Linked DNA regions of Mus musculus: all the other regions are linked to region 1. Evidence: chromatin loops called from intact Hi-C (ENCODE). Cell type or tissue: gastrocnemius. All regions are shown on one strand. Each heading gives the region's core, and the rest is flanking DNA. Links, peaks and the distances in the headings are about the cores only. Region 1 has its middle 12 kb from the start of Gm22154. Region 2 overlaps Macf1 (microtubule-actin crosslinking factor 1). Region 3 overlaps Macf1 (microtubule-actin crosslinking factor 1).

The links. A loop is a pair of places that touch in the nucleus more often than their neighbours do. Peaks named below come from ENCODE experiments on the same cell type or tissue, not always from the same donor. Only the 100,000 strongest peaks of a DNase experiment are listed, where the experiment ranks them.
Region 2: a loop joins it to region 1, with 2.6 times the contacts of the local background. A loop is called at or near these places in 6 of 42 quality-filtered maps.
Region 3: a loop joins it to region 1, with 4 times the contacts of the local background. A loop is called at or near these places in 7 of 42 quality-filtered maps.

What each region holds. Positions count from the first base shown.
Region 1 is chr4:123,300,484-123,310,564 of GRCm38, forward strand. No RefSeq gene overlaps it. Among named protein-coding and RNA genes, the nearest start is that of Gm22154, 12 kb to the left of the region's middle. In gastrocnemius, for the core only: a CTCF peak has its summit at 5,401 (motif pointing right); DNase peaks (open chromatin) are centred at 5,599, 6,688 and 8,764; H3K27ac peaks cover 3,192 bases.
Region 2 is chr4:123,358,189-123,368,269 of GRCm38, forward strand. It overlaps Macf1 (microtubule-actin crosslinking factor 1), which reads right to left. Exons shown (of 98, transcript NM_001199136.1): 91 at 9,687-9,849; 92 at 8,107-8,261; 93 at 7,085-7,159; 94 at 5,869-5,886; 95 at 2,722-2,839. Among named protein-coding and RNA genes, the nearest start is that of Bmp8a, 20 kb to the left of the region's middle. In gastrocnemius, for the core only: no CTCF peak of the experiment used is centred there; no DNase peak of the experiment used is centred there.
Region 3 is chr4:123,388,540-123,398,620 of GRCm38, forward strand. It overlaps Macf1 (microtubule-actin crosslinking factor 1), which reads right to left. Exons shown (of 98, transcript NM_001199136.1): 61 at 9,209-9,368; 62 at 7,374-7,458; 63 at 6,467-6,708; 64 at 5,531-5,737; 65 at 2,512-2,631; 66 at 1,985-2,092; 67 at 580-798. Among named protein-coding and RNA genes, the nearest start is that of D830031N03Rik, 18 kb to the right of the region's middle. In gastrocnemius, for the core only: CTCF peaks have their summits at 3,870 (motif pointing left) and 7,243 (motif pointing left); no DNase peak of the experiment used is centred there; H3K27ac peaks cover 550 bases.

The DNA of each region.
Region 1 (10,081 bases), core at 1,327-9,326:
TCAACATAAAATCTTTTTTTAAAAAAAGGTCATCAGAGGTTTGGTTGCATTTCTGCAAAGTAGGTTTTACTGAGCAAAAAGATTGCAGTGTTGTAGGACTGTCCTCTTGGAGCCTGCAGGGGAGGCTGTTTCTTCCCCAGCTTCTAAGGCTTATGTCATTTGCATGTGGCCCCTTAGTCTTTAAACCTGGCAGTGGGCAGGTGAGTCTCCCTGAGCCTGCCTGAGTTTGGTTGTGTTCAGTTTGCCCCAGCTCTGCATTTGGGTACTGTGCAGTACTGTACAGTGCAGTTGAGTCACTGTGACTCCCGGAAGCTTAGGACTGAGATCTGTCTTCGGGCCTTGTAGCAGCTGGTCTAACTACTGAGTTTCCCCCAGAGAACACTCGAATACTCTGACCCAGTGTTTCCTCTTGTCTCTGATCAGCATTTTCTTGCTTTGCTGACATTCAACTCTTAGGCATATAATTTCCTTCCTATACCTATGGGTAATCGGGCTTTTTGGATACACGTTTGTGTAGCTAGTACATGTACATAAGGGAATAAGATTATTTTCCACTCAGCACCAGTCGAAAGGAAACAGTAAATGCCCCATTTACTCTTAAATTCTTAAATTTAAGAATTTTAAATTTTTTACCGGATGCTTAATGACTCTTACACAAAACAGAGGAATGTAAACACAAAGACTGGCCGGAACTGGGCAATAAAACAACTGAGACAAAGTCAGCTCTATCTAAGGTCAGCTGTAGTCTTAGAAGCCAGGTGTGAGGTCTTTACACTCCTAGGGCAAGGGCTTCCACACCCAAGTCATGGTTCTAGTTAGGGAGTTCCGTTCTAGCTAACCATCTCATGAATAATGCAATACTCTAAAGCCACAGCCCAATCTACTTCCTAAACCATTGTAAATTCCTGTATATGACTTGGCTTTTATTCTAAGTGATAGTGTAGTACCAGAGGCTATTCTGAATGTCACTGAACAGGCAACATTCTTCCTGAATTCCAAGCCCATGCTCAGCTCAAGGACTTTCTAGGACGTTGGAACACTGGTGAAGGCTTAGCTATGTCAGAATTCAATCTTAAAAGGCACTTATAATAAGATAATACTAAAAGAGAGCACGTGGATCCATACACCAGACTAACTCGGGAATAGGGTATGAGTATATGGGTTAATAAGAACGCCAAAACTCCAGGAGGTGAGCTTCCGTGAAACTCTTTGCCTCATGAGCGCTTCCAGGCCTCACAGCCTGTCAAGCTGACTTGACCAGAGTGCGTCCCTTGAGGCAGTACATGGAGTGGACTCAGAAATATCTGCTGTCACTTGGTAGGGCAAAGTTATCAGGCTTCATTTTTGAGATTATTTTTCCCCCTCACAGGGTCTCACTGTTGTAACCTGAAACTTAAGATTCTCCTGCCTTAGCCGGGGGCGTGTGCCTTTAATTCCAGCACTCGGGAGGCAGAGGCAGGCGGATTTCTGAGTTTGAGGCCAGCCTGGTCTACAGAGTGAGTTCCAGGACAGCCAGGACTACACAGAGAAACCCTGTCGGAAAAAAAAAAAGAAAAAAAAAAAAAAGTGATTCTCCTGCCTCAGCCTGTCTGATGCTGAGATCACAAGGCCTACATCATTATGCTTGCCTTTCAGTCTTGTTATTAATAATAGTGAGAGCGTCTCATCCGGTAGCCGTGGCTGTATGGAACTTGTGATCCATAGGAAAGCCTGACCCTGACCCGGAAGGCGCTGCCTCCTGAGTGCTGGGATTAAAGGTGTGTGACACTGCCCATCTTATTTATTTACTTATTGTTGGTTTTTCAAGACAGGATTTCTCCGTGTAGCCTTGGCTGTCTCAGAACTCACTTTGTAGATCAGGCTGGCCTCGAACTCACAGATCCTGAGTACTAAGATTAAAAGCACTTGCTACCACTTTTTTTCTTTTTTTAAATAAAGACTACCTTCCACCTACTGTAAAACCAGGCTAGAGAGCTGACTCGGTGGTTAAGAGCACTCGTTGCATCAGAGGGCATGGATTTGATTCCCATCACCCACATGGTGGCTCACACATTCTGTCATTTCACTTCTAGGGTATCTAATACCTTCTGACCTCTGTGGGCACCAATAACACAAGTGGTAGGTAGACATACATGCAGGCAAAACAAAAACACCTGTCCGCACACTAAAGATTGAAAACCACGCCAGGAATTCTACAGTGAAATTGCTTCTGCTTCTCACCCCCTCCAGCTCATGGTAGGCCTGCCTGGTTTCTTTATGCTTTTCATCACTGGAATAAAGTCCAGGACAGGAGCGACTCAGGAGGAAGGGATCTCTGTTTCTCACCGCAGGGAAGGCATGCTCATGGTGCAGGAGCACCCGATAGGCAGAACCAGGGGCAGGCGTCACCTTCAAAGGCGACTCAGTATGGCGGAGTCCTCATAACCTAAAGATTCCCCCCACAACCATGCAAACCGTATTAACCGATCCTGGCAAATCCTTAGGTTTGGTTTTGTTCTTTTCAGATACAGATATTCTTTTTGAACTTTTGTTCTTTCGTGTAGCGGCTTCTGGAATTCAGTCAGCATCAGGTCTTGGCTTCCTTGCCCTTTCCTAGTCCATGGGTAGACTGACTATCACCGATTCACCCAGGGCCCTGTGCATGGCCTTGCAGGCAGTGGCTGTTCTAACAACGCACATTTAGAGGTATATTTAGCCAGAACTCCCCCGAGAAGCTCCTGATACCAGCTGGACATAGGATTCTAGCTGTCACCCAGTGAGTTTATCAGGCTTCCTTACAGGGCATAGGTGATGCATTACTGACATGAGGTGGCCTCAGACAGCTGCAAGAGAGAACATAACAAGAATGGATGGTTTCCCCACAGCCATAGAGGTGGAGTGTCCCCCTCCCCTCTGATAACCACTTTTCCCAAGCTCCCCAACTCCTGAGACCCTGAGTCCACAAGCCACATGCAATTAGGGCAGAATTGCATACAAATGGTGTGTGTGTGTGTGTGTGTGTGTGTGTGTGTGTGTGTGAGAGAGAGAGAGAGAGAGAGAGAGTTAATCTTCATGAGGGTGGCCTTGAAATGATCTTCCAAGTCCGCTCCAGATTGAAGGTGATTGACTCTTGCAGCTGATTTGATAATAAATCAGAGGGAGGTCATAACACATCCTACAGCAGTCTTCAGGGTAAATTCCTAGAATTAGAATTACTGGATCAAATTACTGCAAAGACACAGGCTATAGTGGTCCATGCTTTTAATCCCAGCATCTAGAGGAAGAGGCAGGTGGATCTCATTTTGAGACCAGTTTGGTCTACATAGTGAGTTCCAAGTCAGCCAGGGATACATAGACCCTATCTCAAACAAAAAGATTTATTTTTAGTTATCTGTGCTGTGTGTATACATGTTAGTGAGTGTGGGTGCCGAGGAGGCCAGAAGAGGGCGTCCGCGCCTCTGGAGCTGGGGTTACATGCTATAACTTTACTCTGCTTTTGGTACTCACTGTGTAGATTAATTGGTCCCAAACTAGCAGGAATCCTCCTGCCCCAGCCTCTCAAGTATTTTAGGTATATGTGGTGGTTTGAACAGGTTTGACCCCCAAAGACTCATGTATTTGAATGCCCATGGGGAGTGGCACTATTAGGAGCCATGGCCTTGTTAGAGTAGGTATGGCCTTGGAGGAAGTGTGTCACTGTGGGGGAGGGCTTTGCAGTCTCCTATGCTCAAGCTCTGCCCAGTGTAGAGTCCAGTGTCTCCTCCAGCACCACATCTGCCTGCATGCTGCCATGCTTCCAGCCATGATGATAATGGATCTATAAGCCAGTCCCAAAGAATTGTTTTCCTTTTTATGAGCTGCCTTGGTCATGGTGTCTCTTCACAGTAATAAAACCCTACCTACGGCAGTGTGCCACCACCATCTTTAAAGCATTTAAAACTTTTTATTTTATTTGATACTGTGTGTGTGTGTGTGTGTGTGTGTTTGTGTGTGTAAGCAAGTGAGTGCAGATGCCTCCACAGGCCAGTGGTATCCAATCCCAGCACCACTGGGGTTACAGGTGGTTCTGAGCCATCTGATATGGGTACTGAGAATCAAACTCAATCCTCAGCAAGAACGTTATATGCTCTTACCTGCTGACCCATCTCTCCAGCCCCTTTCCAGCTTAACAGTTTAGTGCCCATGTTGGAGCTGGGCACTAAAGCCACCAGGCATGCTGTATACACAGATGCACCACCAACGGAGCTAAATGTTTAATCCTAGATCCTGTGTGTCTTTGTGTATTAAATATTGTGTGATATCTGAGGCATACAGATATTTCTCTTGGTTTATCAGGCTGTAGTTTTTATTTTACTTTGTTTATAATGTACTTTTGCTGTGTAAAGACTTGTTTTTAGGGACTGGAGAGATGGCTCAGTGGTTAAGAGCACTGTCTGCTCTTCCAGAGGTCCTGAGTTCAATTCCCAGCAACTACATGGTGGCTCACAACCATCTGTAATGGGGATCCAATGCCCTCTTCTGGTGTGTCTGAAGACAGCAACAGTGTAATCACATACATAAATAAGTAGATAAATCTTTTTTTAAAAAAAGTTTTATTACATTAAAAACAGGATTTTTAAAAGTTTTTTTTTAATATTTTATTTATTTTATGTGTATGAGTACATCATAGTGGTTGCTGGGAACTGAACTCTGGACCTCCAGAAGAGCAGCCAGTGCTCTTAACTGCTGAGTCATCTCTCCAGCCCAATAAAACTTTTTTTTTTGATTTGGTTGTTTTGAGATAGGGTTTCTCTGTGTAGCCTGACTATCCTAGAATTCACTCTGTAGATCAGGCTGGCCTCAAACTCAGAGATCTGTCTGCCTCTGCCTCTCAAGTGCTGAGATTAAAGTTGTGAGCTACCACCAGCTTGTAATTAAATTTTGTTATCATTTTTTAAGACCTACTGTGTATCTCTGGATGTAGACTAGGATGGCCTTGAACTCACAGAGATCTGTCTGCAAAGTGCTGAGATTAAGGGTATCGCCCCCTAGCTATTGTTTTTGTTTGTTTGTTTGTTTGTTTGTTTGAGACATGATTTTATATAGCCCAGGCTGGTTGGAAACTCACTCTGAAACAGAGAATAACCTTGAACTCCTGATTATCCCACCTCTATCTCCTAATTTCTGGGGCTATAATTATCTGCCTCCATTCCTGGTTTTGTTTTTTGGTTGACTGGTTTATTTATTTATTTGTTTGTTTGTTTTGGTTTTCGAGACAGGGTTTCTCTGTGTAGCCCTGGCTGTCCTGGAACTCACTCTGTAGACCAGACTGGCCTCGAACTCAGAAATCCACTGGCTGGTTGACTGGTTTTTAAGGCAAGGTCAAGCTTTGTAGTTAGGCCAGATTATGATATACTTGCAGTTTTCCAAGTAGCCTCTAGATGGCAGTACTACTCTGCTGAGAGCCTCTGTCCTGTCCCATAACTTCTACGTTGTCCCACTTCTATGTTGAACTTGTCTCTCAGTGAGTCTTCCATCTGATGGCGCTATGCTTTCCTGCACTTGTCCAGCTGTCTGTCTGCCTGTGGTGTTCAGTGGCTCCTACACAGGCCCTTTAGACGTCTCAGATCAAAGCCACCCCAGTCCTCCTCCATACTTCCTTCCCACTTCCTGTTTAGTAGACACTACCTCCTAGCCAGCCAGCATGCTGCCCAGGGTCCTGGGGCTCTTTCTTGGCATTCATCTGGGCCCAGCTGGCTCTCCACCCTCCCACCCTTACCACACAATCCTCCAAGGTACTCTTTCTGTCTCCAATTAGAGCAGAATTGCATACAAGTGTGTGTGTGTGTGTGTGTGTGTGTGTGTGTGTGATGTGTCATGATGCCTATGTGGAGGTCAGAGCACAACTCTGGAGTTGGTTCTTTCCTGTCACCTTTATATGGGTGCCAGCATAGTACTCAGGTCGCCAGGCTTGTTCAGCAAGTGTTTTTATCCTCTGGGCCATCTGGCCAGACTTCCACATCTTAAATTCACTTTCTTTTGGTTGTTGAGACAGTCTTATGTAGCACAGGCTGGTTTCAAACTCACTATGTAGCTGAGAATGGTCTCATAGTCTGACCCCCCCCCCCCCGCCCCCAGCTTCCTGAGCCAGAGAAGGACGGCTGGTGTCTTGGGCGGCGTCTCTCACTGAACTGGAAGCTCAACGTTTCAGCCAGGCTGCCTGGGCAGCAATCTCTTGGAGCTGCCCATCTCCCCGTCCCCCAGTGCTGAGGCTACAGGCATGGGTGCTGGGCACTCAAACTCCAGTCCTCATGCTTGCGGTGAGAAAACCGCAGGCTCTCTACAATCATCACTGGGGCCACTCGTTCCCACTAGGTTATGAGTTCCCCCAGGGGTGGGACCTCGACAGGAGTTCTCATTACCACACAGCTAGTATTTTGCTAAATAAATGAGAAGAGAAGCCAGTGTTAAAAGATCAAAAGAACCCTCATTAACCTGGTTCACCCGTGAGGAAGGACCAGCTACCACATCTATGAGGCTAATGCACCCCAGAGGCTGAGCCAACCTTCAGCTGCTGTAGACAGTTTGCACTGACACACTTCAAGGGCTGGGAGCAGAGTGCAGGGAGCCCATGTTCGTTTCCCCCAAGCCCCTCGAAGGCCAACTTGGCCCAGGCACCCGTGGCTTCCAGTTCTTCCCGGCTTGGGAAAAGCAGGCCGGCTTGATGGTGGGCGCAGGTGTTTGGAACAGTCTGAAGTCTTGTAGCAGATGGAGGACGCCCGCCGCCTGCCCCTGCCCTAGCTGGAATCCTTGTGCAGGCTCTGGAGAAGGCATTCTGTAGTCAGGTTCCAGGTGGGAGGGGAGAGTCCCTGAGTCAGCTTTTCCTGTGTTCCTTCTCTGTCACCCCTGACCTCACTGCTCTACCTGCAAAGGCCCAGAGCGGCAAGAATAAGAAGCAGAAGCAGATGGTCGTCGCTGCCTGGAGGGAGGACAGTGGAGGAGGCTGTGCTCTCTCTGTTCACCTCTGCTTTTGACCCTGAGAATTCAGGAGGAGGAGGAGGTAGCTTTACCGTACCAGTGTAAAGCAAGCTCATATGGTCTGAACCCAACCCGGGAGTTGTGACGCACACCTTTAATCCCAGCACTTGGGAGGCAGAGGCAGGCAGATTTCTGAGTTCGAGGCCAGCCTGGCCTACAAAGTGAGTTCCAGGACAGCCAGGGCTACACAGAGAAACCCTGTCTCGAAAAAAAAAAAAAAAATAGCCTGAACCCTTCAGCTTGTTCAAAAACAGTTTCTCTGAAATGCTGCCTGGCCTGTCTTGCTCTGGACACTTTCTTAGGTGTGACAGGGGCCTGGGAGACAGCACAGGTGTCTCCTCCTTACCATGAGCAGCTGTGCCTAGCCACTGGCTCTCCCAGACATGGGCTGCCACAACCTGTTTTAGGCCATCTAGGGCTCCTGGACAGTTTCTGTTTTTTGTTTTTGATAAATAAACTTTGGTTTTTGTAGTGACCTCTAGCTAGGTCCCAGCGGTGGCAGCTGGGACAGTCCTGTCCCTCCTGCTGCTGAGACCTTAGGGAGACAACCAAGTGCTCAGTGCAAGAAATCAAAAGTGGGCAGGGGCACCTCTGTTCTCCTGCTACCAAGCAGGCTACCAGACTGGCGGGCCAGTTTCTGCTCTCACACACTGGTGCTGTGTCTCATGGGTGACTATAGTCAGGCTCACAGTGAGTCCTCTCTTCCTTCACCCACGGACCCGCACCAGAATTCTTCACCACAGGGTCTCCAGGGCCCTTCTTTTGCCTTGAGGTTGAATTTTGGAGGTCATTAGAAATGGTGGTGGTATCTTAGGTAATGAGATTTGTTTTTGAAAAGATGAACAAATCTTGGAACTGGAGAAACACACACAAGCCGATTTGGTTCCCATGCTACCCTGCCCCAAGTCCTGTCTGGAAATAGTCTAGGTAGGCTGGCCTCACTCCCTGATTTTGGCCAACCATGCCCCTCATGGAATTTCAAGTGTGTAGAGGCTGAGCCAGGAAACCCTGCCCCCACCTGCTGCAGTGTCCGTTTTGAAATCTAGAACCTGTGGGTGGGGCTACTGCTCTCAGGATGTGTTCTCATTTGGGGTCAGGCTTGGGATAAACCTGGAGGCGAGGAGAGTACCCTGCTGCTCCTGCCCTGGCAGGGCTTTTGGTTTTTGTCTTTTTTTGAGACAGGGTTTCACTGTGTAACCTTGGCTGTTCTGGAACTCACTGTGTAGCTAACCTCAAACTCAGCAGACATCTTCTTGCCTCTGCCTCTTGAGTGCTGGGATTAAAGGAGTATGCCACCACCGCCTGGCTCAACCTGGATGCTTAAAACAATGTCTCTCTTGTGGCTGGTCAGTTACAGTGGTCAGGACGGGCAGCTGTGAGTCCAGCTACTGTGGGCTCCTGTGAGGGTCAAGAGAGAGGATGAGAACAGAGGCCCCTGCCATGGCTGACTCCAGGGTGACATGTGGCCAGGTAAAGCAGGCTAGACCAAAGGCCCCCAGGAAAAAGGGTCATACAGCCCTGTAAAAAAGAATGACAATGGACCTTGTCTCAGGGTCTCCCTGATTACCCTGGGGAAGTCAGACTGAGGACAGGGGTCCTTCAGTGACTTCTCCAAAGTTTTGCCACTTGGCCTCTCTGTGATCCTTATATTGTGAAGCCTCCTGAGCCTAAGGAGTGAGGCATCTGCCTTGCGTTGTCACCAGATGTCGTCTGCAGAGTTCTACTGTAACTCTACTTGTCCCAGATGCTTGGGGGGTGAGGGTGGAGGTGGGAGCTGGCCTCAGAGTTCCTGGGCTTGTAGCCAACCTTGAGACCATGCCCAATGGGGCCAGGGCACCTGGGGCCCACTGAGGAGCCCGCCTTGTGGAGAGGAAGCCGAAACCAAGGCAAAACTGCTGCTAGAATTTGTTTTCAAAATTCAAAAATATTTAATATCATAAAATCCCAAAAGAAGAGAGACTGGGTGTCAGCACTGTCTCAATATTTATTCTATTATATATTGAATAAATCAATTCACCAGCAGTGTACAGTCCCACCCTAACTTTGTAAGCTACCCACAAATCCTGTGTGGACATGTGTATATGGGTGCCGTGAAGGGACTGGGAGGATTATCATTGCTGGTTATCCAGTGGAATTATGAGATTTGTAGTCTATTCTGTTAAGTTTTACATTTTAAATGAACTAATTTTTTTTTACATTATATGTAATGTTTTGTAAGTGAAGAATTTTTTTTAAAGGCCAAATTTCTGCTCAAGCTTTACCTCCTACTAAAAAAGAAACTGTGAGTCTCTTCACCTTCATGGGGACACAGTGTGCACATGTCCACTAGCTAGATGCAGGAGGGCAGCAGGTTAGGGCCACACCTGCCATCTCTTCAGAGACCCCAGTGCTACGGTCTGGTCCTTTTTCTAGGCAGGCAAGGTGCAGGGCCATCCCTCACTCTGAGATATTTTGGGGTAAACCTAACTTTGTTGTCAATACAACAGCAGCAGGGTACATTCTGGGGGAAGGCCGACATTTCTAGGAGGGGGGGCCAGGGCCACACTGCCAAGTCCATGTGAAATGAGATGCTGTCTACTTCCCGAACCTTCACAGGCGGTCGGTGAACACAGCTGAGCCTTGGTGATGGCAGCTCTGCTCCACTCCAAACCTGTGCTCTCTGCTTCTCTTCATGTAAGCTATAAGGCGTTTCTCCAGTGGATCCCCCACTTTCCTGCATCTGGGCACCGGAATAGCACTGTACTCGGATGTGCAATGCAGCAGTTGTGATGTCATGAGGGTAGGTCACCCACACAAAAGGGTCCCACAGTGCCTTTGTCTCCTGTGGTCCTCTCTTACTGCCCTCGGTGATGGTCGACTTTGCTTCTAACATGTAACCTGAAGGGTCAGAGGTCTTTGAGACAATGCTGACACCCAGGTTTTCTTCTCTAAGACCTTTTCAGTTTATGACTGCCTGCCTGTCTGTCTGTCTGTCTGAGGCCTAGGAGGCTGTGACTGACAGGCATTCGCTCTGCTGTGGGATGAAGTCACACAGTCACCCTGTGTTCCTACCCAGCATTACAGAGGCTAAATCTCCCAAAGCCTC
Region 2 (10,081 bases), core at 1,175-9,174, 58 kb after region 1:
GAAGCACTGTTTGTATTCATCTAAAGCATTATGTATGGTCTCCTTTGCAACAAATGAAGTAAAGAAACAAGAAGAAACAAACAAAACCCTCTGGCAGTACCAAAAAACTATATAAACAGCAAACCTACCTAGTGGAATATTATTTTATCTATATCATCTATTTTTTGATGAAGAGTCTTACTATGTAGACCAGGTTCCAATTCTAGATCTTCTGGATTTTGCCTTAAATAGCTGGACTTATAGGCAGATGCTACCAGGCCTAGCAAATAACCTGTCTTCTTGAAGCTCATGTCCCTCCAGCCCACTGGCCTTGGGTGTCTACTTGTGGCACTGTTTTCATGTGACAAGAAAGTACACTGATGGCAGTTACTGAAAGCTGCTGCTGAGTTCTATTTCAGCCAATGAAGAGAAACTGATCACTGAGCTCCAAGAAGGCATTCCTGTAGAGTTGGGGCACCTTACCTTGCTCTGAAGGATGAAGACCAGGGTTACCAAAGTCCACAGAAAATAGCTACGAGATTGCCCTCCCAAATCTCCTTGGAGTTCCAATTGTTACAGAGTAAATAAAGGTAAGCAGGCAGTACTCTCCCAGCCAGCAGCATGACATACACGTGTGAACAGAGCAGGCAGCAGACAAGCAGGCAACCACGGGCTGTAACTGCCACACGCAGCGTCGCTGTTGCTTAGTCTGACCTGATACACCACAAGAAAAATGCGACCATAACAGAGTTGTACAACATTTTTTTTTGTTGTTCTTACAGAGAAAAGATAAAAAAGATATGTATATTGTTTCTTATTTAAAACAGTGAAAAGGTTTTAAAATTAATGATACTGGTTCATGATATGATTAAATATTAAAATTGACAAAACCCTTTTAGAATTTATTAGAAAAGGTACTGTCAAACCTAACTTCTGATGGGGGCTGGAGAGATGGCTCAGCAGTTAAGAGCACCGACTGCTCTTCTGAAGGTCCTGAGTTCAAATCCCAGTAACCACATGGTGGCTCACAACCATCTGTAATGAGATCTGATTCCCTCTTCTGGTGTGTCTGAAGACAGCTACAGTGTACTCACATATAATAAATAAATCTTAAAAAAAAAAAACAGGGGCTGGTGAGATGGCTCAGTAGGTAAGAGCACCCGACTGCTCTTCCGAAGGTCCGAAGTTCAAATCCCAGCAACCACATGGTGGCTCACAACCACCCGTAATGAGATCTGATGCCCTCTTCTGGTGCGTCTGAAGACAGCTACAGTGTACTTACATATAATAAATAAATAAATAAATAAATAAATCTTTAAAAAAAAAAAAAAAAAAAAAAAAAACAAACAAAAAAACAAAACAAGACAAAAAAAAACTCCTGATGGGAATTATTATTACTTAACCATGGTTCTGGCTTGCTGGAGTAAGTGCAGAATGAGTTAAATTTATAGCTACCCCAGCACTCATGTGAGAAATGTATACACTTTGGGTCTCTCTAAATCCTTCAGCACAATAAAAAAAACCACGTACAGGGTGGTGGTAAGGACAACCTGCTTTGGAGCCTAGCTGGTTCTGACTTCAATTATTGCCTGGCTAATCCTTCAAGTTATTTAAATTTCCACACCTCAAGTTCCTACTCTATAAAATGGAGATAACAGAATCTATACCTCATAAGCTGGATATGGATATGAAATGCAATTGTGCTATTTTTAAAGTGCTTATATAGAGGTAATTATGTAGACTAGTATTCAAATTCTGTGGATACCATCTCAATAGAAACATTTTATACCCTGTCAATGTGGGATTGTTGGAAAAGCAATGGTTTGGTGATTTTAAGCATTCACCAAGGCAGCAGATATCACAGAGCCAAGAGATGTTACAGTTTAAGCAAAGCCATTCTCAAAGGACCAGGGTGTAGGGGAAGAGGGACAAAGCATAAAAGCCAACCTATGGGAGACTGACTGGAAACTGAAGAGCTGGAATCAGAGCGCTTTATTTTACTCCCAGGATGATGAACTGGAATAAAAAAGATGTAAACACACAGACAGAGACAGAGCAGGATCCAGAGAAACTAGTCAAGGCAGACAAAACAGCTGGGCCTCCTGTGTCCCCGCATGCAGCTCTCCTCACAGGAAAGAGGACTGGTGGTTTCTGGGCAGCTGGGATTCAGCCATTTGTCTCCTGCTGCAGCTGAAGCTACTATCTGCTCAAACTACACTGAGGGTCTTCTGTTGCCTGGGGGTGGTGGCTGATATAAGCCCTTTAGAGTCCCCTACTTAGAACAGTCACTAGTCCTATGCATGGTAGGGACTTAGCGTGCGCTGAGGCTCGACGAAAGAGGAGCTTGGAAGTATACACAAGGCTTTGGTCTAGGTTAGTACCATTGTCACACCCTAAATGTAATGTCACACCAATACAGTTTTTTCCTGTTTTGGAGATGGGCTTTCATTCTAGCCTTGAACTTGCTATGAACCTGAGGATGAGTTTGAACTCCTTATCTCCTGCCTCTACCTCCCAAATGTGAGAGCCCAGAGACACCAAAACTCTTAGTTCTCATTTCATTCTTCTCTGACAGCTTCTTCAGATTTTTGTACCTGAAACCCCGACCTAATGGGTGATGGGTGGGATAATATCAGACACCTTAATAGGACAAAAATCAGAAAGACCCCCTTCAATGCTTCCTGGAAATCGGCATGGACGGATTCCATCCTACCACGTCACCCATGGTAGGTGCTTCCTTACCTCGGCAGGGGTCATTTTTCACTAGAAACTCGTCCAGGGCCATCCATCCTCCACCAACTCGGACCATCACAGTGCTGCGCAGAATACGGACCAGCCGCAACTGCTGAGAATCTCCAAACTGGAATCAAGGGGAAACCCAGTTAGCGAGAACACCTTAATGTACACTTACAACCCCAGTCCCCTAGAAAGCAGACTGTATTCAGGAATGACGTGATAGTGGGAAGAATTCTGAACTTGATTTTATATTTTTACATTGTCATAAAAAGGTTAGCAAGTAGAAAAGCAGAAAGATTAAGCTAAGAAGCAATGTTGTAAAATCTTTCTGCTGGGGTAAAGTTAGCTCCCAACGGCCACACTCTGACTCCTGTCCCAAGGGTAAAGGAGGAAAGATGGGTTTGATTTGTTCACTTGGAGTCTTCTGAAGACCCTGCCCAAGTGAGCACTGCAGTCTTATGATGTTTATCTCCTTTTTGTTTTTGTTTTTTCGAGACAGGGTTTCTCTGTGTAGCCCTGGCTGTCCTCGGGCTCAGAAATCCACCTGCCTCTGCCTCCCAAGTGCTGGGATTAAGGGCGTGCGGCACCTCTGCCCGGCTATGTTTATCTCCTTAAAGAAGGGGTCACCTTCTGAATACAGTGTGCTGGAGAGTTAAGAGGACCCCAGTGAAGACTAAGTCAAGCGTTAGAGAAACTCGTGCGAAGCGTCCTCATTCCGAGCTTCACAAGCTTAGGAAGAATGGAGTCTCTTCGTCCGTCCGGTCCTTACAAGCACACCCTAAATGTTCTGACTGTGATGTCACCAAGGGAAAAAGTCAAGCTGAACACACGATTAGATAGAATTAAAAGTTTAGTTGAAGAAACAGAAATTTAATCTCTTATCATGATTAGAAACGGTTCAATAATTATTCTGGACCTTAGAACAAATATGATGAGCTTTTATTGTCTCTGTTCCTACTGCCTATTCCCAGTTAACCTTAACAGTTGGAGCTTCCCTTTGTATAAATTGTCCTTTCCCCAAAATGAAGAGGCAACAAAAGAGAAGCAAACCAAGATTCCAAAACAAACACCAACCCAAGCATTAAAGAAATGGATTCCTAAGGTTATTTAAGGAGAATGTTGGGGGTGGGGAGGTAAAGAGAAGGACTTAACCTCTTAATTAGGATTTTCAAAGTTATAGGAGAGTCATAACTTTGAAACAGGGAAAAAACCTGAAATTGCAAGAAAGGATGTTTGAGGAGGACATACAGCTGTCCTTCTCCGTAGGCACTGTGTGCACTGGAAGAAGTCTGGAAGGTGCTTTCTCTTCCCTTCCCAATTACTTCAAAAGTTAAATAGTCTCACACCATTGTCTCATACAGCACTTAAATGTGCACACAGAGTGGCCAGACTGACACCAGTGGAGCAGTGTCAACCCTTCTCCAGCTGCATGGAAAGAGACTTTCTGAGAAGGAAGCTCGTCCCTGCCTTGGGGGGAGAAAACAGGTTCTGGGGATGACTGATGGGCCTCAGGTGACCTCAGGTGACCACAGGTGACCTCAGGCACGAGTCTGGGTCTTCTCTGGATAGCTAAGGAACAGAAAGCTATGCACCGGCATGCTTCCCAGGGTCAAGAAGGGAAGGTTACTTTTTTCTTAGAATACTACACCCTACAGCTTGCTATCCACTGATCTCATGGTTGTTTTCCTTAATATCACCCCACAGCTGTCTGAAGGATTCTAAATTGTTTGTGTTGAGCTGCAGAAATCCAAGGTGGCACTTCAGGTAGTGAGACTTAGCTTAGAGGCTGTGGGAGAGCCAGAGAACTCAGAGGCAGAGTTTTCATGCCACCGTTTCTTTCTCTCACAGGAACTGAGGGTCTAAGGACATTAGCTGTATGAGTGTGACCTGTGATCCGCCCCCCAGGCCTCCAATACTACATATACAAAATGGACTTCATAATTCTACTCACAGTATTAGAATGATTCATCAAATCCTCCCCGGGTCAATGGAGCAGTGGAGGAGGGTGTTAGTGCCCCATTAAAGGGACCCCAGTAGGTACAGTCATCGAAGGGAGGAGGCATGCTGGGCACTTGACTACAATCACCACTGACTAGTCTCGTAGTATTGAGAGCAGACTCTATGGATGCGCAGTGCAAGTGCTCGATCACTAAGATACACTATTAACCCTTTTATTTTCAAAGATTCAAACAGGGACTTGTTAAGTTTCCAGAGGTGGTTTCAAACTTGCCTCCCGAGTAGCTAGGAGCATAGGTCTGAGGGAGGTATCATGTATAGCTTGTGATGGTTTACTTAAAGCCAACTTGACTGTTCTCAGCTTTACATTTTTCTAGCCTTTGTTCTTCCCACTGGCCCAGAATATTACTGTAGTTAGTAATTATTGGAGTAGCTAAAATTTAACATTGATTGAGGATTTCAGATTAACTCTTCGTGTTTCTAACTTCCTGATAGACAGATTGATTTTACTCATGCAACTTCCTTTCACATCTGAGAGACAGCACCCAAGAACCCTCAAGAGATCTCCAAGGTTAGAGTTGCCAAGTGGAGTCTAGACTTCCCTCTAATTGAAGCGCATCTCATTTTGACCGGTTGACTATAATCTTAAAATGTTAGGCAGAAGTCAATTATGTTTTCTGTACATCTCAGACCTCTTTATAAATACCTGTATCTATTAAGTTAGTTCTTAGATAATATTAAGGTTATTTAGGGATTCTGACTCAAGTATATATTACAACATTTCTATTAACTATTAAAAGACTGGTAATGAAACAGAACCGTGCCAATGGTATTTTTGACCCCGAATACGGAAGTGTAAGACTGTGTCTTCACAGGTGAAATGGGCTGATGTCAGAGCCTCAATTTTCCCTGAGTCATAACAGTTATAACTCAGTACAGTTATAGCTCATTGCCTTTAGCTAGCCCAATTTGGAATGGAAAATTTCATTGTTGGCGTTTTAAAATTACAAAGCTGTATCTTTTTGCTGTTAAGATAGCTTTGTAATAAAAGTCTGCTAGTAGTTTCTCCACTTGGCAAGACAACCCAATGTGACCCAGGCATGCTTCCAGTTGTGTCCTTTCCCCAAAGCAAAGATCAGGCAACACCAGCTATAAAGACCACATCCACCAAGAAGGACATTGCAAGGCACACTGTACCTGATTGCCGAGGAAGAACTATAGACAGTAAGAGTAAAGGATGCAGGGAAAAAAAGAGAACATTTTTGTCAAATTAAAACTAAAAAAACAGCGATTTCATCACATTACCAATCTAAGTACACACAACACAGACCACATTTTTCCTGGGCATCTGCCACAGGACAATGATCTTACAAAGCCTGAAAACGGCCATCTAAATATTCTTTGCCAACCAGAGGTTTTTTTTTTTTGTTGTTTTTTTTTTTTCCTTAAAATTTCAGGGTCCCTTGACAAGCTGATGCATATAGGAGTCCTGGTTTATGTCTCTACTACATCCCTGACTCTAGTCCTAAGAGATGCTAACATTTAAGCATAGTTTCCTGTTACTTCTGATTATACCCAACAAGTCTTTCCAGGGAAGATCACTGAGCCCGGCTCTCCAGGGCATGTAGGTTCCAGTTGTAGCCTAACTCAGCACAGCAACACTAGCTATGTGTTGGGGGCTTTCACACATCGTCTTCTATTAGCATGGGAGCCAGTAGGCTCACAATGACCAGTTCTTGTGGATAAACCATCACTCTTTTTTTTTTAATGGAAAAAAATTAAAACAGAACAAAAAGCCCAAAAAACAAAACAACAACAACAAAAAAGAAAATGTATATGTGCACAAACACACCAGAGGACAATTTTGGGGTGCGTGTTTCCCCTTTAGGACTTGAACTCAGGTTGTCAGGCTTGGTGGCAAGCACCTTTATATACTGAACCATTCCCAGCATCCTGATCCATGCTTTTTAAAAATATCTGAGACATTTTTGTGATATGGCCTTGGTTAGCTGCGACTCACTATGTAGAGTTGGTCTTGAACTTGCAATGGTGCTTCTGCTTCTGCCTTTGCCTCCCAAGTTCTGGGATTACAGGAAGAATCTCAGACTCTGCTTCACAAGTCCTTTAATAAAACTGTTTCTAAAGGCACCTAAGGTTTTGCTCAGCAGTGAGATGAGGGCTATGAAATATTTTCTACCATGTCAACTATAAGCTACAGTCTACCTGGGTAATAATGGTAGCTTTTCAGATGGAACTACACAGGGCATGAAACTTGACACCTAGGGATGAAGGCCTGGGTTCTGGGCCTCTGGAGGCAGCAGGAGGGAACAGGCAGCATGAGCTGCTCTGCTGTGTGTCAGGATGACCCCGGAGGCAATGACCTCCACAAATGGTTGGCTTTTCTCTTCCTTACCCGGTATTTATTCTCTCCAATCTGTTCCACTTGGAATCTTTTTGCACACTTGCACTGAGCCACTTGTCTTGTGACCTGTTGGTTGATAAAGCAAGAGTGTAAGAGCAGAGAAGAGCTTTTTGTTTTAAAATGTAGAGAGGCTACTCATTACATTTTAAACACTTTGCCTTTTTCTTTCGGAAACAGGTTCCCATTCTCAGGCCCTGGCTGTCTTGTATTTGCAATGTAAACTAGCCTAATCCCCAACTCAGAGAGATATGCCTACGTTTGCCTCCCAGTTTCTGGATTTTTTTTTTGTTTTGTTTGTTTGTTTGTTTTGTTTTTCAAGACAAGGTTTCTCTGTGTAGCCCTGGCTATCCTGGAACTCACTCTGTAGACCAGGCTGGCCTCAAACTTAGAAATCCCCCTGCCTCTGCCTCCCAAGTGCTGAAATTAAAGGCATGTGCTTGGTTCATTTTAGGCTTTTAATACATGCATTAATCTTTTATTTGAAATAGCCATAACCCTACTTGAGATAAGAGATACTGAGAAAAAAAAATAGCAGATGAAAAAAAAATTTCACCATTGCTTCAAAATTCTTTAGAGGAAAGTGCTAATATGGATCTATCAAAACAAATTATGAACTGAGCAAAATATCTACCTAGAAGCCTGAAATTCCCAAGCGATCAATCTCTTTCCATATTTATGTGGTTCCAGGAATTGAATTCAGGTCATCAGGCTTGCATGGCAAATACTTTTACCCACTGAGCCACCTCAACAGCCTCATGAGAATTCACCCCTTTATGCTGCATCTGAAGTCCCTCCATGGATTGCACAGTACCGCAAACCTAAGTATGAGAGTTGGACCCATGCTCAAGACCAAGCTAGAACTCAGTAGTCAAAGGCCCCCTAGAGCTTGCTGAAACAGCATCCGAAGGCTAACCTGAAACATTAACTCTAAGTGATTGCTTCCCAAGATGATTCACATGTCTACATTCAGGACGGTATAAAGCTAAGGTCAAAATACTCTAAATTCTCCATACCTCATCTTCAATCTTATCTGCATCAGTTGTTGGCCGATAGGCATCCTTGTTGGGATGTAAGGCAGCCACAAATTCATAGTAGTCAATGTAGCCATCCCCATCTCTGTCAAAAATGTCGGCCACAGCTGTCATCTCTAACTTGGTGGTTGGGAACTCTGGGGAGAAGAGAACATGATTTGAAACATTGAAATACTACAAAGTGTGGAGCAGACTCAAGGAAAGGCCATCCAGAGACTGCCCCACCTGAGGAGCCATCCCATATACAGTTACCAAACCCAGACACTATTGTGGATGCCAAGAAGTACATGCTGACAGGAGCCTGATATAGCTGTCTCTTGAGAGGCAAATACAGAGGAGGATGCTTGTAGCCAACCTGACTACTGAGCATAGGGTCCCAAATGGAGGAGTCAGAGAAAGGACTGAAGGAGCTGAAGGGGTTTGCAACCCCATAGGAAGAACAACAATATCAACCATCCAGACCCCCACAGAGCTCCCAGGGACTAAATCACCAACCAAGGAGTACACATGGAGAGACCCATGGCTCCAGCCACATATGTAGCAGATGGCCTTGTCGGGCATCAATGGGAGGAGGGACCCTTGGTCCCAATACATGTGGCTGGTTGGAAATTATACACAATACCCAAAGAAAAAGAACTATACCTTGATTTTTCTTCTCCTAAAAAACAACACATATCTACTCTGGAAAACTCAGGAGAAAATACATTTTAAATATATAAATCGTTGGCTCAGTGGGTAAGAGTACCAGCTGCAGTTGTAGAGGACCCAGGTTTAATTCCCACCAATGTTGATTCACAATCATCTACAACTCCAGATCCTGGGGACCGGATGCCCTCTTCTGACTTCCAAGGGTATTTATTCAAGCATATAAACACATAGGCAACAACCAACCAACCAAACAAACAAAAACCCTCATACATAAAATATAGTGAATAAATCTAATTTTTAAAAAAGATACAAATCATTTTTAAAAATGTACCACCCAAGCATTAGTCAAGTTTTTAATATTTTATCAATAGACCCCTGACCTTTTTCTTTTTGAGTCAAGGTCTCATACAGCTCAGACTGGCTAAGGATGACCCTCAAGTTCTGATCTCCTGCTACCACTCCCCAAGCGCTGGGATTACAGATTTATACAAGCATAACCAGTATACGAGGATCAAATCCAGGGTTTCAGAGCTCTATCTCTAAAGCCGCCCCATTCCCCCTACCGCTATTTAAAAAATAAAAAAATCAGACTTCAGAGACAGTAAAAATATAATCAATATTATTGCCATCTATAAAATTATCACTTGTGTTAAGATTTATTTATGCCAGCACTGTTGGATGCTTAGAATGTCATTGCTCTGGAACAGCATCCTGTCCTGCCGACTTTACAGTCATGTTTGAAATCTTTTTATTCCTAGCAAAATGAGATTCTTCCATCCATGAAAACAGCAGACTACATTCAGCAGGGAGCTTCTCCAGTCTTACCTGAGAGACTACTTTGCCAGAATGTTATAACTTCTACCAAGTTTGAGGAATCCAGGTGTAACCTTTGTATAGAATAAAAATGTACTTACTAGATGCTAAAATGCCATCGATAAACTCCTGACGTGTTATCTTCCCATCCTGGTCCTTGTCAATACGCCGGAAGAAATCCATGACTCGAGATTTTTTATGATTCATCCAACGCATATACTTTTTCCTCCAGACATCAAAGTCAAAGTTGGCAAATTCTTTCAACTAGAAGGAAGGCAGAGGTGCAGGTAAACCCTGCTGTTTTGGATCCAGAGCATATCTAACTTCTCAGTCATTCAGTAAAGCCATGCAGGCCTTCTGGGGGCTGGGGGGGCACCAACAATGCTATCTACATGTTGTCTCATTGTAGAAGCACATTTGCCTCCTTCACTTAAAGCCATGGTTGTTTAAACAAGCTGTGATGTAACAGAGGAGCAAGAAAGACAGTAACTGAACA
Region 3 (10,081 bases), core at 862-8,861, 88 kb after region 1:
GATTAGTTCTTTCACAGCTCTTACTGAATCAAGCAGAAGGGCCATCAAGTCACACCTAATAATACCTGACAAGTCTCAGAAATGTTGCAAATTTCCTTAATTTTTAGCTGGTTCTTTGGTTTTTCTTATAGACTGGGGATCAAACTCTGGGCCTCAGGCACATGACAAATATTCTACCACTAAGCTACACCCCAGCCCTAGTTAGCTCTTTCTTTATCCCTATATACAAAAGGTGTTTTAAATGTCTTTCTCATTTAATTTAACCTTTTGCCATCACCCATCCTGGACTAGAACTTCTCTGTACCGCAGCCTGTCCTCTAGATCATGACCCTAACATTCAGAATGCTGGGAGTGCATGCATGTGCTACCATGCCTGGCTTGATAGCTTCTTGACATATCTTAATCTTTAATCAATTAATATTAAACAATGAAAAATTTAACATGTAATTTCATCATGAAAAGAAATTCTGGTTAGGAATTAACTTAGTAAGTGAAACTGACCCAGTGGGCCTTATAAATGTTGTTTCTCAGTAAGTTACATAGCCCCCCTTCACTGGAGAGAATTGGCATGCTCCTTACCCTCATCTCTTCCTGCTGCTGTCTGAGCTGCTCATGATCCACAGCTGGAGGAGGCAGCTGTGCTATTAACGCCAGTGTTTCCTCAGCCCAGGGGCTGAGCTCTTCGTATGTTTCCCAAAACTGGTTCACTAAGACCTGTGCTCGCTCTAGGCGAGCATAGCGCTCTGAGTTAAGCAGGCTAACAGCTTCATATTGCTGTATTAGGCACTCGGTTTTCTCCTGTGAGACAGATAGCAAAAGAAAAAGAAAAAAAAGAGAAAGGTTTACTATTAGAAACTTTTTTCCCTCAACAACAAAAAATGCAGGTACTTATAAAGGCCTCAAACAAAATTGTACACACACACACACACACACACACACACACCACAAGCAAGTGTTAAGAAACACATGAAATTAACAAAGATGGACTAATGAATAAGTGATTTTTTTAGTTTCCTCTTCATATTTAATTCAAATGTAACTATCACACATATGCATTACTTCTAGAATATGAAAAGTATGAATTTAGCTTTAAAGGTAATAAAACAGCACAAGAAAGACGTAATAAAAATAATCTAGGGCTAGGTGTGGTGGTGTTGCAGAGCCAGGTCATTTCTGGGAGTTCCACAGCAGCAAGGGCTCAATTCCAAAAAACAAACAAACAAAATAACAACAAAACAAAAGACACAAGAATGAGGCAACATTAGCCCAACAAAATAGGCAACCCAACACACTGCCAAGTGCCAGCTTAAAAGAAAAAGTTTCTAAGCCTGGCACTTACTCTTCAGATGCCTAAAAGGAACAGCTCAAATCTTCTTTTTCCCTGAGAAAACAGTGCTGACTGCACACCCTGTGTGGTACTTTTGAAATCAGGTCAAACACAACACAGACTGGTCTGGAACTTGAGACTCTCTTGCTTCAGTCTCTCAAGTCCTGGGATTATAGGCATGCACCACTATGCCCGGACCTAACTAACCAACAGTAACCAGAAAGTCCAGCAGGTAAAAGAAAAATCCTTTGAAGACATTATGTTGTAGTTTCAGTTTCAATTTACCACGATTAAGAAAAGCAGCATGACCTAGGCCCCTAACATGTGTAACAGATGTGTAGCTTGGTCTTCATGCAGGACCCCTAACAACTGAAGCAGGGGCTTTGTCTGCCTGTCTTTGGGTCTCCCTCCCCCACCTGGGCTGCCTTGTCTGGGCTCAATAGGAGAAGCAGCACCCACTCCTATTGCACCTTGACATGGCAAGGTGGGTTGATATGCATGGGAGGCCGCCCCTTTTCAGTGAAAGGGAGAGGAAGAGGAGAGGAAGAGGAGGGAAGGGAGGGACTGAGCGGATAGGAGGGAGGGGAAGCTTCGATTAGGATGTAAACTAAATAATTTATTTAAAAAACCAGCAGCTGAATAACAAGTGCAACTCACCTGCAGTACAGCTTTCTGCTCCTCTCCACATGTGCTGAAGATTTCCCCACGGTGACTGAAGAGCTCATCCATTGAATCTTTGTGTCGAATGATGTCAATGGAGAAAGCCTTTGAAAATGAACTATGATTACATCAGGAAGTGAAAGGACCCTGCTCTGTGCCTGTACTGATGAAATGTCAGACAGGACAAATGAAATTCCTAGCTTTAAAAAGACATAAGGGATATTCTTAACGTTTAACTTTTACCTATCATCTGTGCTTATCTTCAAAACTATTTTTCAATGCTCATCATTTTAGTTGTTCACAAAAACACGTTACTTCCTAAATTATCTAGGAAATCATTAACTATTCTTTCTCGGATTCAAAAGTTTATTTATCCACAAAACAAAACATATTTTTCTCACTGAAGCCAAGTATTTATCGATGAATTTCTACCGTCATTTATTAAACCATTCTACTTAATCTGGGACGGGCACATGGACGTGTCCCAGTAAGGACACGGGAGCGCCTGGCTCTTCTATACTTACCTTCTGCACCTGCAGCTGAGCAGTAGTCTGGTCTTGTTCTAGACGAATTGGACCGAGAGCCATCAGCTTCCGCTTGGTTTCAGCAACCCAAGCTAGTTCTGCATCAGCAGCCTGCTCGTACTAACAGTCAGTAAAAATGAACAGTTACATACAGCCAGCAGCTCTGTCCGGCAACTGTAAACTATCCAACACAGAAAGGCCTGAATTTTCAGAAATATAGTTGTACCTCAAAAGTAAATTCAAAACTGAGAACAATTTCATTAAAAACCATAAACCAAGCTATGGGGGCAGGGGGTTGGAGAGGAGGGCTTTGTGGCTGTGGGTACAATCCCCAGCACCATAGGGAGGACAACATCACTTGGGAGGCTGAGGCAGGAGGATTGAAAATTGTGAGGCCAGCTTGCATTAAACAGGCATACCTTGTCTCACAAAATTAACAAAAATTTCAAGAAAGAAAATAAAATTACAACAACAAAGATATAGAAAAGTTAGAATTCAACTTCTTCAAATGAAGTTATAAAACTTAGTAAAAATAGCCGTTAGACTCTTTCAAAGTGTGCTTCTAATTAGAGAACTTTAACAGAGTGGTGCTCCGTTGACTCTCTCCAATTCGAACACTAAACAGTAGTAGCTTTACTTATTATTTTTTGGGACAAGGCCTTTTGATGTAACTCAGGTAACTTGTGATAATTCTCCTGCTTTAGCCTCCTAAGGGATTACAGGTGTGCACCATCATGCCTAGAAATAGGTGTTTAAACATAAATTTATAATGGCAATGGACAGTTGAGTAGTGTTAAATTGAAAGAACTTGCTTAGATGATGGAATCTAGAAGAACCCCAAACTCAATCACAAAATCCAAGAACATTCTTTGTATAACTGCTGATCATTAGAGTTCTCTAATCTTTATAAGCTTCTCTTCAATTTTAACCACTGTTACTGTAGTGGTCTGAAGAGTTTTGGCACCCCCACAAACTCATGTGTTTGAAAGCTTGGCTCAGAGAGTGTCACTGTAAGGAGATGTGGCCTTGTTGGAGGAAGTGTGTCACTGTGAAGGCAGGCTTTGAGGTTTCATATATACTTAAGTCTAGTCTGGCCAGTGTGATACAGTCCCCTTCTGTAGCCTGCGGATCAAGACACAGAACTCTCAGCTCCTTCTCTAGCACCGTGACTGTATGTATTCTACCATGCTTCCCATCATGATGATAATGGATTAAACTTCTGCAATTGTAAGCCAGCATTAATGAAATGTTTTCCTTTGGGGGCTGGAGAGATGGCTCAGCAGTTAAGAACATTGTTTCTCTTTCAGAGGTTCAATCCCCAGCAACCACATGGTGGCTCACAACCATCTATCCTAGGATCTGGTGCCCTCTTCTGGCCTGCAGGTGCATATGCAGCTAGAGCACTCACATACATTAAATAAATAGGGGGGGGGGGGAATGGTTTCCTTTCCAAGGGTTGCCTTCCCTGGTCATAGTATTTCTTCACAGCAATAAAACCCTAGCTAAGACTTCCCTTTATCTGAAATGCTTAGGAACAGAAGTGTTCTGAATATTTATATAGACATTACTGGTATAACATCTTCTAAATTTTGGAATACTTCACATTTTTGGAATAGAAGGTGCTAAGCCTATATTTAAAGAGAAAAGTAATGAACTGGGCATGGCAGAGAAGGCCTATATGCTAGCACATGGGATGTGGAAGCAGAAGAATTAGGAGTTCAGGGAATGTGTGTTAGGGGACTGACTAGACCACATCATACTGTCTCAAAGCATATGTGTGTAGGGCACGTGTGAGGAATCAGTTTTCCAAGCATAATACAGTGTAACTGAAGGTAACTGGTGGTGATTAGGAAAAACCTAAAGACAAATTGGGAATGTAGCTGGAATCAAAAAAGTCTTCATAGTTCAGAAAACATCTGTTTATCACTGTGAACCCAAGGGGTCATCCAGTCATATATGTGTGTGTGTGTGTGTGTGTGTGTGTGTGTGTGTGTGTGTGAGAGAGAGAGAGAGAGAGAGAGAGAGAGAGAGAGAGAGAGAGAGAGAGAGAGATGTTATGGCATAGTATTAAGTGCATGACCAGCTGTGTGACAGTGATGTCTTAGGAAGATGATGAAGATGTGCCCCGCCTCTCCCCAACCACCAAAGCGGAAGGAAAAAGGGAAACATGACACCTGTGTTTACTAAGAGTCCCTTTTGGCTGGCTGTGCTATTTTGGTTTACATATTTGAAAGTAATTATAGTTCTTGGTATCTTCCCCTTTTCCATCTAACGCTAAAATAGTGGTGCTGCAAACTCCAACTTTCAGCAGGCAGAGGCAGGTAGAGTTCTGTCAATTTAAGGCTAAGATGGAGCTACACAGTGAGATCCTATATAAGGAAGGTGGCAAGACAGGGCTAGAGAGATAGTACAAAGAGGTTAAGAGCTCTTTCAAAGGACCTGGGTTTGGTTTACAGAACCCATGTGTTGGCCCTCTTCTGGTTTCTTTAGTATTAGGTATAAACATGATGCACAGATATATACAAACACAACACCCACACATATAAAAGTAAAACAAATGAACAAAAACCCAAAAACAAATAAATTTAAAAAATAGCTTTAACATAGGGCTCTTCTTGCAAGTTTTTTCTCTGTACCAAGTGGTTGAGTATTTTGGTCCTAATCTGGATCAAAACTCTTCCAAGTGTTTACCTTATTTATTTATTTATTTATTTATTTATTTATTTATTTGGTTTTCCGAGACAGGGTTTCTCTGTGTAGCCCTGGCTGTCCTGGAACTCACTCTGTAGACCAGGCTGGCCTGGAACTCAGAAATCCGCCTGCCTCTGCCTCCTGAGTGCTGGGATTAAAGGCGTGCGCCACCATGCCTGGCTGTGTTTACCATTATTAAAGTATGTTTGTTCTATTTATTTTGATCTCATTATTCTTCTTGAGCCTGTACTTATGTAGGTTATAGCACTGGACACCACATATACATCCCATGACCTAAAACACTAGCACATAGCATTATAAACATTACCTGTTGTGATCTCTGAATAGCAGCATCAATTTCATCTACCCTTTGTCCAACAGTGTCACTGATCAGTTTGTACTGCTCGTTGGCATCAGACACAAGTTTATCCAGTCCTTCTCTGGCTCTCCAAGGCACCAGCTCTAGGAGAGCATGGCTCACCTCATTCACTGTGTCCAACACCAGCCTGTGTTCCATGACCTCCTTCTTCAGTTCCTAAGGAGGGAAAGGTTTTCAGGCCACACCTTGCTAAATTAAGCCCATCAGCAGCAGTGTGTGCTGGGGGGTTGGGGGAAGCCTATCTCCAGCACACATCCCAGCAGGGCACTGACCTCCTTCCTTCAGCTCTTTTTTTCTCTGCCTCACATTTTCAATCATTTTGAAACCTGCCTGACTTTCAGCTTAGCTGCTGCTTATTTACAACTGTCTGCAAGATTTGAGTCACACTGTCTGTGTAAAAACAGTGTTTCTTTCTTTCTATTCCTTAATGCTCTAACTAGGGGCATTTAACATAACAAATACCCACAAAGATTTCTGTGCATCAAGAACTGCTTTTGATACTGCAGCAGAATTAGAACTAACTACGAAGCACCTCCCCCATTTAATTCCTTCCCTTGCTTTGTTCTTGTTCTTTTTCTTCTAGTGCCCGCATCCATCTCCCTCGCCTCCTTTTCACTTGTCTTCTGGTCTCCAAACAGTGCCCCCTTTAGAGAATGAATGGTGGAGGTGAATTATAGGTGACACAGCAAGCAAACTTAGAACCTAGAAATTGACTTCTTTCTTCTTCAGACAACAGCCTTATCTTTATGTAAAATCTTGTTGTCATGAGTACACAAGAGAGAAAGCAGGAGTTCATTTGGTTTAGTTCTAAGGTAAAGGTAAGGAAATATGATACAGACAAAGATGAAACTTCTTTGCCTGCTGCAGTATAAAATGATGGCTTACCTTCTGTCTTTGCTGAAACTGGGGTATTTGCTCCCCTGTGGGAGACTGTCCTCCACTGGCTGCCAGCTCCTCCTCCGCCTCCCTCAGCCACCCAGTTAGTTCCTCATATGTAGAGTGGAACTTGGTGGCCAGCTGCCGGGCTTGTTCTAAAGTTCTGAGGGCCTTGGAGCTAGTGAGAGTGATGTCCGCATAGCGGGTCTTTATCCCATCCAGCTTCTCCTGGATAAGCAGTACCTCCTCGCCTGTGAAGAACAGCAGCCACTGTTCACACCAAGGAGCTCTCAGCACGGAGAGGAAAGGAGCCTTTTAATACTGTCTTTAAATGAGAGCTTAAATTTCATAGACTCTTGCTATGTCCTGACTTCACCCAATATCCCAAACTGAGGGGAAACTGGAAATGGAAATGAACCCTTAATCACATAAACTATTTGTGAGATCAAGCTTGAAATCCAATTGCAGGGGTTTCTAGATGTTTCTGAAACTTTACAGACAATGCTGATATTCAATATATTAGGAGGTAGGAGGAAGTGCCATCTATAATCAGATAGAAGACAACTAAGTAGTTTTCAAAAGGTTTAGCAGAAAATGAACATGTGACCTGTTTCTGTGGAACACATACAGCAATACAATCAGCGCATGTCAAGCTCCCACAGGCCAGGAGGACTGGTCAGTGCTGGGTGCTTATGGTCTTTAAGGCTGACAAGATGGCTTAGAGGACCTGGATTTGGTTCCAAAAAGCATATGGTGATTCATATCAACCTGTAAATCCACTTCCAGGGGACAATGCCCTCTTCTGGCCCCTGAGGGCACTGCGTACAGATGTGGTACACATATGTGCATACAGGCAAACCACTCAAAACATAAAACAATCTTAAGGAGATGCTAAGAAGTATACTTTTCAAAGTACCTGTAGTTTGTTTTAGAAGAGCCTGACCATTTTTTATTGCTTGATCTACATTCTTCTTTCTATTAATAATCTCTTCATTTAAAGCCTGAAAGGAAAGAAGAGCATTAATTTCAAATCTATGGCATAAGAAAGGGAAGCACTCTGAGCGCTTTAAAAGGACAACACCTAAAGAGATCCATTAGCAGCTCAGTTTAAAGTCAGATAGTTGATTCCTTTCTGTATCTCTGTGGTTACTCTGCTAAAGACAACTAAGAAATGCTCTATAGGCAAGCTCTCTTTCATGCTGGATGGAAAAGATTTAGGGTGAAATCGGCTTTACCAATCAACCGATATCAAACTCCAACACAAGAAGTTTAGAAAGGAAATACATCAAAAATGCGCGTTGTGTCTAAAATAGACTTCATGAAGCAAACTAAAACATGGCTGGAGTGAAGAACAGGGACTGCTCTTCCAGAGAATCTGAGTTTGATTTCCACCACCACGAGGCAGCTAGCCTCCACGTCCACACAGATCTGACATGCACATATACACACAGACACATAATTGAAAAAAGATCAAGGGCTGGAGAGATGGCTCAGTGGTTAAGAGCGCCAACTGCTCTTCTGAAGGTCCTGCGTTCAGATCCCAGCAACCACATGGTGGCTCACAACCATCTGAAACTTCTTCTGGAGAGTCTGAAGACAGCTACAGTGTATGTACTTACATATAATAAATAAATAAGTAAATCTTTAAAAAAAATCAAAACAGACATATTGTATAAGACAATACAGAATGTCTTGGATTTCACAAATATTAAGTTACAAGTACACGATGAGATTATGGACACCATTCAGATATATGTGGTTTCGTTACAGAATGCTCTCATCTACTCAAATGAAAACCTACTGATCCATTGATGTACCTACCCAATGTGCAACTGAGATGGACCTGCCTCTTACCTGTATAATGTAGAATCATTAGTTCACTTGTTAAATACGAGTATTTATTCATGGACCTATCCAAAAAGGACTAGTACTTGGCAACAACTCAACTATGTATATGTATAAATATTCTATGCACACAATAAAGCTGAAGTGTTTGGAATGAAGGGGAAAAAAGAAATTAAAAGAAAAAGAAATGAAAAGGAACACATATCAGAATGACAAAATAATTCAGTAACATAAGAATGAAAACACAAATACCAGGTGGTCGGCATGCTGTTTCTGCAGGACATCCTGTCTGTAATCCTTTACGAACACTGTACTGAGCTTGTCCTCAACCTCAGCCAGCCAGTTGAGCACCTCCACCTCATCCTCCCCGAACAGCCTAGCATTGAACAGGGCCTGCTCGAGCAGGGATGCTTTCCGACAGCACCGGTCTTGAATTTCACTGTATCGGGCCTGCAATGAGTCTAGCTTTTCTGACATGATGCCCTGCTCTGCCGGACATGTCAGGGAGGAGAGGGACTGCCCAATTTTAACTGCCTGGTGCACATCTGTTGCATGGTTTTCTATTTCTTCCTCTAGAGCCTGGAAATCCAGATGGAAAAAATGAGTAACAAAAAAGTAAATGAAAAACAAACATGAAACAATGAATAACAAATAACAGAACAAATTAAAATAAAAATTCACCTGCTGCACAGCAAAAACAATATGAGAAGTAACACACAAGCTGCTCCTCTCCCCTTTGATGTTCAGCTATTAGTCAATGTCTACTTTACTTCAACCCAGTGTAACTTCTCCAACTAATATGACCTCATCTTAAACTAAAAACTCCACAAAACATCTTCTAGAGAATGCTGCAGTTTTTCAGTCTCTACCTCTGGCTCTGTTTCATCTATGGCAGCACTTTCCTACCTTGTGACGAATAATCTGCTGGTGTATTTTGGCAGTCTGAGTGCCAACAGGTTCCGAGTTAGCAAGCTTTTTCTCTGTGACAGATAAGAAGTCAGAAATAGGCTCAGCTGTCTCATGGAATTGTTTAGCCAGAACCAAGATATCTTCCAGCTGTTTTTGCCTACACAAATACACAGAACAAGTTGCTCAGGCAGAAAGTCACATTACGAGTCATGTAGTATTAAAGTCAGTAAAAGGGCAGTCTTTACCAGGCATGGTTTAAGTGCTCATAGTAAACAGATACACATAACTAGGTGGGATGACTTTGCAGTCATAAAAGTTTCACAGCATCATTTTCTGGGAACCTTCTCTAAGGTGGGCAGGATTATTATCCCATGATTAAATGAAAGCTAACCCTGATGTCTTAGACAAAGACTTCTCTGACCCCTCATGAGCAGTGGCAGGCTAAGGATGGGAGGAGCTCTTCTAGCACTCTCCCTCAGACCACGCCGACACATGTCAGAATGGGGATATATCATGTGCTCCACCTAAACCCAGGGCCACAAGAAACAGGACACAGTGAAAAGGAGCCCCAAGTCAACTGTTTTCATGTCTTACTCCTGTATGTGAGTTAAGAAAATGTGTGAATAGTTTACTCCTGTGAGCTAAAAGTCCCTCCCCAGTTTCAAAAACCCAACTAGGCTTCTGACAATTTCAAGTCAAATTTAAGACAAGCACACGTATACTTTATAGGTCATTTGGAATCTTAAATTCTATATAATGTCCACATTAAACTTGGGTTTTAAGTATACCATAAATTAAAAAGGAGAGAGGAAGCTGTCTTAGATTTAAAAACAAACAAAACAGAAATAAGCAACAGACCTGTATGAGCAC